Regions from separate parts of the Homo sapiens genome. Here region 1 is linked to region 2. A link is an interaction called in ENCODE POLR2A ChIA-PET data of the cell type or tissue named here. Cell type or tissue: OCI-LY7. All regions are shown on one strand. Region 1 overlaps BFSP2 (beaded filament structural protein 2). Region 2 has its middle 23 kb from the start of CDV3.

Region 1 (5,000 bases), 120 kb after region 2:
ATTCTCCTGCCTCAGCCTCCTGGGTAGCTGGGATTACAGGTATGTGCCACCATGCCCGGCTAATTTTGTATTTTTAGTAGAGACAGGGTTTCTCCATGTCGGTCAGGCTGGTCTCGAACTTCCAACCTCAGGTGATCTGCCTCCTTGGCCTCCCAAAGTGCTGGGATTACAGGTGTGAACCACTGTGCCCAGCCCTCAGTTCCTTTTCTTATAAAATTGAGCTGCTTTGCCTAGTTCAACCATTGTGGAAGACAGTGTGGCAATTCCTCAAGGATCTAGAACTAGAAATACCATTTGACCCAGCCATCCCATTACTGGATATATACCCAAAGGATTATAAATCATGCTGCTATAAAGACACATGCACACGTATGTTTATTGTGGCACTATTCACAATAGCAAAGACTTGGAACCAACCCAAATGTCCAACAATGATAGACTGGATTAAGAAAATGTGGCACATATACACTATGGAATACTATGCAGCCATAAAAAAGGATGAGTTCATGTCCTTTGTAGGGACATGGATGAAACTGGAAACCATCATTCTCAGCAAACTATTGCAAGGACAGAAAACCAAACACCACATGTTCTCACTCATAGGTGGTAACTGAACAATGAGGACACTTGGACACAGGATGGGGAACATCACACACCAGGGCCTGTAGTGGGGTGGGGGAAGCGGGGAGGGATAGCATTAGGAGATATACCTAATGTAAATGACAAGTTAATGGGTGCAGCACACCAACATGGCACATGTGTACATATGTAACAAACCTGCACGTTGTGCACAGGTACCCTAGAACTTAAAGTATAATAATAAAAAATAAAATTGAGCTGCTTTGTCTTGACAGTACCAGGTGCATAGTAAGCCAAACAAGTCAAACCCAAATGCTTTTTAAGCACTTGTTATGTATTATGCCATGGCAGTTCCTCACTAGAGAGAGCTTATGCTCTCTCTTGTTTGTGATAGAAAAATTGGAAGCAACCTATGCCTATCAACAGAAAAAGTCATAACCTATCATATAGACAAGGAACCTTCAATAAATTCATGGAAAAAAATGTGTATTATGAAAAAACAATACATAGATTTTTTTTTTTTTTTTTTTTTGAGACAGAGTCTCTCTCTGTCACCCTGGCTGGAGTGCAGCAAAGAGAACTTGGCTCACTGCAAGCTCCACCTCCTGGGTTCAAGGTATTCTTGTGCCTCAGTCTACCCAGTAGCTGGGACTACAGGCACACGACACTGCACTCAGCTAATTTTTTGTATTTTTAGTAGCAATGGCCTCAAGTGATCCACCTGCCTCGGCCTCCAAAAGTGCTGAGATTACAGACATAAGCCATCGTGCCCAGCCTAAATTTCAAATTTTTTTGCACCAAAATAAACTCATACTAAGTTCTTATATCTGAACAGAATAGTTCAGAATCAGATATAAGAGGCACTAAGAAGTATAAGACATCAGTTTGGAAAGAGCCCCTATCATAGCAACATGAATTCAGAAAAAATTAAAGCAAGAGAAAACATCAAATTTGTGGTGAAGCTTGAGTAGAAAAATAATGAAATCATGGGAGCTTTATGAAAAGTTTATGGGGACAATGCCCTAAAGAAATCAGCAGTTTACAAATGGATAATTCATTTAAGAAAGAATAAAATGATGTTGAAGACGAAGGCCATAGCAGCAGACAATTTGCAAGGGAAAAATTCATCTTGTACATGCCCTAATTGAAGAGGACCAATTATTGATCGCAGAAAGAATAGCTGACACCATAAACATATCCATTGGTTCAGCTTACACAATTCTGACCGAAAAATTAAAGTTAAGCGAACTTTCCACTTAATGGGTGCCAACACTGTTTTGCCCAGCTCAGCCGCAGACAAGAGCAGAGTTTTCAATGGAAATTTTAAACATGTGAGACCAAGATTCTGAAGCATTTCTTCAAGGAATTGTAACAAGAGATGAAACATAGCTTTACCAGTACAATCCTGAAGACAAAGCACAATCAAAGAAATGGCTAGCAAATGATGGAAGGGGTCCGGTCATAGCAAAGAGAGACAGGTCAAGAGCAAAGGTCATGGCAACAGTTTGTGATGCTCAGGGCATTTTGCTTGTTGACTTTCTGGAGGGCAAAAAATGACAACATCTGCTTATTATAAGAGTGTTTTGAGAGTTAGCTAAAGCATTAGCAGAAAAACACCTGAGAAAGCTTCACTAGAGAGTCCTCCATCATGACAAATGCTTCTGCCCATTCCTCTTATTGAATAATGGCAATTTTGCAAGAGTTTCAGTAGAAAATCATTAGGCGTCCACCTTACAGTCCTGATTTGGCTCCTTCTGGCTTCTTTTTGTTTCCTAATCTTAAAAAATCTTTAAAGGGCACTCATTTTTCTTCAGTTAATAATGTGAAAAGACTGCACTAACATTGCTAAATTCCCAAGGCCCTCAGTTCTTTAGGGATGAACTAAATGGCTGCTATCATTGCTTACAAAAGTGTCTTGAACTTGATGGAGCTGTTTATTTCACCTGGGTGCAGGTGGGCTGAGTCCGAAAAGAGTCAGCGAAGGGAGATAGGGGTGGGGCCGTTTTATAAGATTTGGGCAGGTAAAGGAAAATTACAGTCAAAGGGGGTTTGTTCTCTGGTGGGCAGGAGTGGGGGTCACAAGGTGCTCAGTGGGGTAGCTTTTTGAGCCAGGATGAGCCAGGAAAAGGACTTTCACAAGGTAATGTCATCACTTAAGGCAAGGACCGGCCATTTACACTTGTTTTGTGGTGGAATATCATCAGTTAAGGTGGGGCAGGGCATATTCACTTCTTTTGTGATTCTTCAGTTACTTCAGGCCATCTGGGCATATACATGCAAGTCACAGGGGTTGCGATGGCTTGGCTTGGGCTCAGAGGCCTGACATTCCTGCCTTCTTATATTAATAAGAAAAATAAAATGGTGTTGAAGTGTTGGGGCGGCGAAAATTTTTGGGGGGTGGTATGGAGAGAGAGAATGGGCGATGTTTCTCAGGGCTGCTTCGAGCGGGATTAGGGGCTGCGTGGGAACCTAGAGTGGGAGAGATTAAGCTGAAGGAAGATTTTTGTGGTAAGGGGTGATATTGTGGGGATGTTAGAAGAAACATTTGTCGTGTAGAATTATTGGTGATGGCCTGGATACGGTTTTGTATGAATTGAAAAACTAAATGGAATAAGAGAAGGAGAAAAACAGGTATAAAAGGTCTAAGAATTGGCAGGACCTAGGACATCTGATTAGTGAGTGCCTAAGGAGATTCAGCATAGTCCTGCCAGCAAAAATTATTTATTTACTTCAAGAGTTTAGAGTGGCGGTTTGGGAATAGCACCAAGAGATATCAGCTGTGATGGCTTGGAGAAACAGTGTAAACTGGCAGTGTAAACAAGAGCAGGGCATGTATGAGTAGTTGAGAACGGTGAATAGGAGTATGATTAGACAGAAGATAGGGATGACAAGTTTTTTGGGGCACAGTCTAAGTTGGTCTGGTGTCTGGAAAGAGACTGGGGCCTAATAAAAAGGAGCGTCTATACGGGAGCTTAAATGGGCTGTACCTTGTAGCATTCCGAGGACAGGCCTGAATTCTGAGAAGCGAAAGTGGTAAAAGTATTGTTCAGTCCTTTTTAAGTTGCTGGCTGAGCTTGGTGAGGTGTGTTTTTAATAGACCGCTAGTCTGTCACTGAATACTAAGAGCCTGAAAAAATGCTTGGCTGATTTGACTAATAAAGGCTGGTCTGTTATCAGAATGTATAGAGGTGGGAAGGCTAAACTGAGGAATTATGTCTGACAGAAGGGAAGAAATGACTGCGGTGGCCTTCTCAGACCCTGTAGGAAAGGACTCTACCTATCCAGTGAAAGTGTCTACCTAGACTAAGAGGTAGTTTAGTTATCTGACTCGGGGCTTTGAGTAAAGCTAATTTGCCAGTCCTGGGTGGGGGCAAATCCTCGAGCTTGATGTGTAGGAAAGGGAGGGGGCCTGAATAATCCCTGATGAGTAGTAGAACAGCAGATGGAACACTGAGAAGTTATTTCCTTGAGGATAGATTTCCACAATGGAAAGGAAATGAGAGGTTCTTAAGAGGCAGGCTAGTGGCTTGTACTATAGCATAGCCTGCCTTTGCTGGTGTGTGGCGATTAGGCCTGGTGGAACTGCCATCAAAAAACTAAGTGTGATCAGGGTGAGGAACAGGAAAGAAGCAAATATGGGGAAATGGGATGAATGTCAGGTGGATCAGAGAGATACAGTCATGGGGGTCAGGTGTGGTATCAGGAATAATGTGGGAGGCCAGATTGAAGTCCTGGCCAGGAACAATAGTAATTGTGGGACTTAACAAAGAGTGAGTACAGCTGAAGGTGCCGGGGAGCAGAAAGTATATGTGTCAGGTATGAGGAAGAAAATCGATTTTGGAAGTTATGAGAAATGTAGAGAGTGAGTTGAGCATAGTTTGTGATTTTGAGGGCCTCTAAAAGTATTAAAGCAGCGGCAGCCGCTGCACGCGGACATGAGGGCTAGGCTAAAACAGTAAGGTCAAGTTGTTTGGACAGAAAGGCTGCAGGATGTGGTCCTGGCTCTTGTGTAAGAATTCTGACCGCGCTAACCATGCCTAGGAAGGAAAGGAGTTGTTGTTTTGTAGAAGGTGCTGGGGTTTGAGAGATTAGTCGGACACGATCGGCAGGGAGAGCACGTGTGTTTTTATGAAGAATTATGCCGAGGTAGGTAACCGATGGAGAAGAAATTTGAGCTTTGGAGGGGGATACTCGATATCCTTTGGAGAATAAATGCTGAAGGAGCAGAGGTGTGTCTTGTTGAGAAGATTCAAAGGAGGGGCTACAAAGAAGAAGATCATCAATATATTGAATAAGGTGAGAAGCAGAGGGGTGGAAAGAAAGTAAATCATGAGAAAGAGCTTGGCTGAAGTAATGAGAGCTGTCCCTGAAACCTTGTGGCAGCACAGCCCAGGTAAGCTGCTGGGACTGATGGGTGTCAG
Region 2 (5,000 bases):
TTTACATTTAAAGTTAATATTGTTATGTGTGAGTTTGATCCTGTCATTATGATGTTAGCTGGTTATTTTGCTCGTTAGTTGATGCAGTTTCTTCCTAGTCTCGATGGTCTTTACATTTTGGCATGATTTTGCAGTGGCTGGTACTGGTTGTGCCTTTCCATGTTTAGTGCTTCCTTCAGGAACTCTTTTAGGGCAGGCCTGGTGGTGACAAAATCTCTCAGCATTTGTTTGTCTGTAAAGTATTTTATTTCTCCTTCACTTATGAAGCTTAGTTTGGCTGGATATGAGATTCTGGGTTGAAAATTCTTTTCTTTAAGAATGTTGAATATTGGCCCCCACTCTCTTCTGAATTGTAGGGTTTCTGCCGAGAGATCCGCTGTTAGTCTGATGGGCTTCCCTTTGTGAGTAACCCGACCTTTCTCTCTGGCTGCCCTTAACATTTTTTCCTTCAATTCAACTTTGGTGAATCTGACAATTATGTGTCTTGGAGTTGTTCTTCTCGAGGAGTATCTTTGTGGCATTCTCTGTATTTCCTGAATCTGAATGTTGGCCTGCCTTGCTAGATTGGGGAAGTTCTCCTGGATAATATCCTGCAGAGTGTTTTCCAACTTGGTTTCATTCTCCCCGTCACTTTCAGGTACACCAATCAGACGCAGATTTGGTCTTTTCACATAGTCCCATATTTCTTGGAGGCTTTGTTCGTTTCTTTTTATTCTTTTTTCTCTACACTTCCCTTCTCTCTTCATTTCATTCATTTCATCTTCCATCACTGATACCCTTTCTTCTAGTTGATCGCATCGGCTCCTGAGGCTTCTGCATTCTTCACGTAGTTCTCGAGCCTTGGCTTTCAGCTCCCTCAGCTCCTTTAAGCACTTCTCTGTATTGGTTATTCTAGTTATACATTCGTCTAAAGTTTTTTCAAAGTTTTCAACTTCTTTGCCTTTGGTTTGAATTTCCTCCTGCAGCTTGGAGTAGTTTGATCGTCTGAAGCCTTCTTCTCTCAACTCGTCAAAGTCATTCTCCATCCAGCTTTGTTCCATTGCTGGTGAGGAACTGTGTTCCTTTGGAGGAGGAGAGGCGCTCTGCTTTTTAGAGTTTCCAGTTTTTCTGCTCTGTTTTTTCCCCATCTTTGTGGTTTTATCTACTTTTGGTCTTTGATGATGGTGATGTACAGATGGGTTTTTGGTGTGGATGGCCTTTCTGTTTGTTAGTTTTCCTTCTAACAGATGGGACCCTCAGCTGCAGGTCTGTTGGAGTTTGCTAGAGGTCCACTCCAGACCCTGTTTGCCTGGGTATCAGCAGCAGTGTCTGCAGAACTGCAGATTTTCGCGATCCACGAATGCTGCTGTCTGATCGTTCCTATGGAAGTTTTGTCTCAGAGGAGTACCCGGCCGTGTGAGGTGTCAGTCTGCCCCTGCTGGGGGTGCCTCCCAGTTAGGCTGCTCGGGGGTCAGGGGTCAGGGACCCACTTGAGGAGGCAGTCTGCCCGTTCTCAGATCTCCAGCTGCGTGCTGGGAGAACCACTGCTCTCCTCAAAGCTGTCAGACAGGGACATTTAAGTCTGCAGAGGTTACTGCTGTCTTTTTGTTTGTCTGTGCCCTGCCCCCAGAGGTGGAGCCTACAGAGGCAGGCAGGCCTCTTTGAACTGTGGTGGGCTCCACCCAGTTCGAGCTTCCCAGCTGCTTTGTTTACCTAAGCGAGCCTGGGCAATGGCGGGTGCCCCTCCCCCAGCCTCGCTGCTGCCTTGCAGTTTGATCTCAGACTGCTGTGCTAGCAATCAGCGAGACTCCGTGGGCGTAGGACCCTCCGAGCCAGGTGCGGGATATAATCTCCTGGTGCGCCGTTTCCTAAGCCTGTCGGAAAAGCGCAGTATTTGGGTGGGAGTGGCCCAATTTTCCAGGTGCCATCTGTCACCCCTTTCCTTGACCAGGAAAGGGAACTCCCTTGCGCTTCCTGAGTGAGGCAATGCCTCGCCTTGCTTCGGCTGGCGCAAGGTGTGCTGCACCCACTGTCCTGTGCCCACTGTCTGGCATTCGCTAGTGAGATGAACCTGGTACCTCAGATGGAAATGCAGAAATCACCCGTCTTCTGCATTGCTCACGCTGGGAGGTGTAGAACGGAGCTGTTCCTGTTCGGCCATCTTGGCTCCTCTGGTTTTTGTTTTTTAAAAATTTTTTGTAGCCATTTCCAGGAATCTTAATGACTTCAATGTCCTTAAAGCTCATAACATGGCTTTACTATCACCAGCTTAATTTTTTTTTTTTTTTTGAGATGGGGTCCCACTCTGTCAGCCAGGCTGGAGTGCAGTGGTGGGATCACAGCTCACTGCAGCCTCGAACTCCTGGGCTCAAGTGATTTTCCTGCCTCAGTCTCCTGAGTAGCTGGGATTACAGGTGCGTGCCACCATGCCCTACTAATTTTATTTTTTGTAGAGATGAAGTCTTGCTACGTTGCCCAGGCTGGTCTTGGACTCCTAGGCTCAAGTGATCCTCCTGCCTCAAGCCTCCTAAAACGCTGGGATTATACGTGTGAGCCACCACTCCTGGTTAAATTTCTTTTTTTTAAATTTAAAACATGTTATGGGAGAAGAAGAAGAGGAATTCTCTTCACCTCTACTTAAGGGGAGTGGCTAGTGCATGCAGGGATGTGAGAAATTAATGGCAGCCAAGTTTGGAAAGTTGGGCAGGACAAAAGCTGGTGATACTGATTTTTGATGGAAAAACAGTTGAGGTCTAGGGGCATGGCATGCCTCTAGAGGCCTGCAGCCTTGTGCAGTTGCCCAGGACTCTGCTCTCAGAAATGGCAGGATTGCTCTTGGACACTCAATTAAATGCTCTGTTGTCAGCCATCTTTAAATTCTTGATAATTTTTTAACAAGGGGGCTGGGCGCAGTGGCTCACACTTGTAATCCCAGCACTTTGGGAGGCCAAGGTGGGCGGATCACGGGGTTGGGAGATAGAGACCATCCTGGCTAACACACGGTGAAACCCCGTCTCTACTAAAAATACAAAAAAAAAAAAAAATTAGCCGGGCGTGGTGGCAGGTGCCTGTGGTCCCAGCTACTGGGAAGGCTGAGGCAGGAGAATTAGCGTGAACCCGGGAGGCGGAGCTTGCAGTGAGCTGGTATTGCACCACTGCACTCCAGCCTGGGCGACAGAGTGAAACTCCATCTCAAAAAAAAAAAAAATTTTTTTTTTTGAACAAGGTGCCCTGCATTTACATTTTGCACTGGGCCCTGAGAACATGATCATAGCTCTCTTATTCCAAGCCTCTTCACAAGGAAGATTTTTCCATTCCTTTAGAAAAGTGGAGGAAGGGAAAGACAAGGAGAAAAAGAAAGTATTTAAAAGTCCTTAACAGAAGAGTGGTGGGCTGGGAGTGAGGGGCAGGGCCTTATTTTTAGCAACCATTGCTCCAGGTTAGAACAGAGACAGTTGAGAAGTGTTGTTCTATTTACTGGACATTGACAAAAAACTTCTGGCTAAGAAGAGTGGTGTTACTGAAATGGGATTCTGAAGTCTTACAAGTTTACTTAGCCTTTCTAAGTCTCTGTTTCCTCCTCTAAAACAGTATATTAACCCTACAGCATGTTGGTGAGGATTAAGTGTTGGTAAAGATTAATACAGAAATCTATTTATTTATTTATTTATTTTTTGAGACAGGGTCTTGTTTTGTCACCTACGCTGGAGTGCAGTGGCGCAATCACAGCTCACTGCATCCTTGACCTCTAGGGCTCAAGCAGTCCTCCCACCTCGGCCTCCCAAAGTGCTGGGATTACCAGCATGAACAACTGCTCCTGGTCTGACTTCAAAGGAAATGATATGTCCTCTTTAAAGGAAATGATATGTGTACGGTTCCTGGCACATAGCAGTTACTAACACAGATTCTTGTTCATCAGTGGTCTTTGAAAGCTGGACTCTGGGAAGTCCATTCAATCGTTCGCTAAGTATTTACACATTAAGGGCCTATTAAAGTCACTGTGGTAGGCCCTGGAGGATCATGGAGCTTACATCATAAAAAGAAAGGCCCAGTTGACAACTCAAGGAGCTAACCCTCAAGTAGAGGTCATGAAACCAATGTATACATAATAGTGAATTGGTTCATTCAATACATATTTATTAAGCCCTAGAAAGATGAATAAGACACAGTCCCCACACTGAAGCCCACAGTCTGATAGGGAAGACACATTCCCCCAAATAATTATTCAAAGAAACTAGTGCTAATACAGGGATAAAAGCACTAGTGAAACTTTACTGAGAGGTTAGCTGTGTGGCAACTGATATTCACTATGACTCTTTGGTGTAGGTTTTATCATTGTCACTGCCATTTTTATAGATGAAGCAGACGTGATTTAGATAATTTATTTGCTTGAAATCAAGCAGCTTGCAAATGGTGGAGCTGGGATTGAATCCAGGGCTTTCTGTCTCCAAAAGCTATATATGTTATTATGTTGTGTGTGTGTGTGTGTGTGTGTGTGTGTGTGTGTGTATAATGCAAATAGATGGTATATATATTTACATACTAAATATGTTTCTACAAATGCATCTCACAGAAGAAGAATCAACCCATTCTGCTCAGGTAAATGGGGAAGGAAGCCCAGAGGGAGTGGCTTATGAATGAGTATAAAACAATTAGGACTTCAACAGGCAGAGAAAGAGGGAAGTCAATTCCAGGAAGAAAAAACATAATGTGCAAATATGTGAAGTTATGAAAATCCAGAGTGAGTACTTCAAAGAATAACAAGTTGGGCTGGGAATGGGGTGGCTCATACCTGTAATCCCAGCACTTTGGGAGGCCAAGGTGGGAGGGTCACTTGAGGCCAGGAGTTCAAGACCAGCCTGAGTAAAAAATAAAAAAATTTAAAAAAAAGGTTGTTTTGGAGCATCGAAGGAAAGAAAGTTCGTAAAACTTTATTTGGGAGATTCTGCAAGGCCTTCATATGGATTTTAAAGGATATGGAAGAGTTCCAAGGCCAAGTTCGGAAAGAAGACATGTTAGAG

Evidence for each region. Peaks named below come from ENCODE experiments on the same cell type or tissue, not always from the same donor. Only the 100,000 strongest peaks of a DNase experiment are listed, where the experiment ranks them.
Region 1: POLR2A ChIA-PET joins it to region 2 with 10 read pairs; 4 of 35 experiments call an interaction of 5 or more read pairs at or near these places.

The regions. Positions count from the first base shown.
Region 1 is chr3:133,432,437-133,437,436 of GRCh38, reverse strand. The region is part of intron 1 of BFSP2 (beaded filament structural protein 2); the gene reads right to left. BFSP2-AS1 (BFSP2 antisense RNA 1) reads left to right here. Exons shown (of 4, transcript NR_189064.1): 3 at 1-39. Among named protein-coding and RNA genes, the nearest start is that of BFSP2, 35 kb to the right of the region's middle. In OCI-LY7, no CTCF peak of the experiment used is centred here; no DNase peak of the experiment used is centred here.
Region 2 is chr3:133,548,489-133,553,488 of GRCh38, reverse strand. No RefSeq gene overlaps it. Among named protein-coding and RNA genes, the nearest start is that of CDV3, 23 kb to the left of the region's middle. RefSeq lists an enhancer at 1,353-1,852. In OCI-LY7, no CTCF peak of the experiment used is centred here; a DNase peak (open chromatin) is centred at 3,108; H3K4me3 peaks cover 513 bases; H3K27ac peaks cover 662 bases.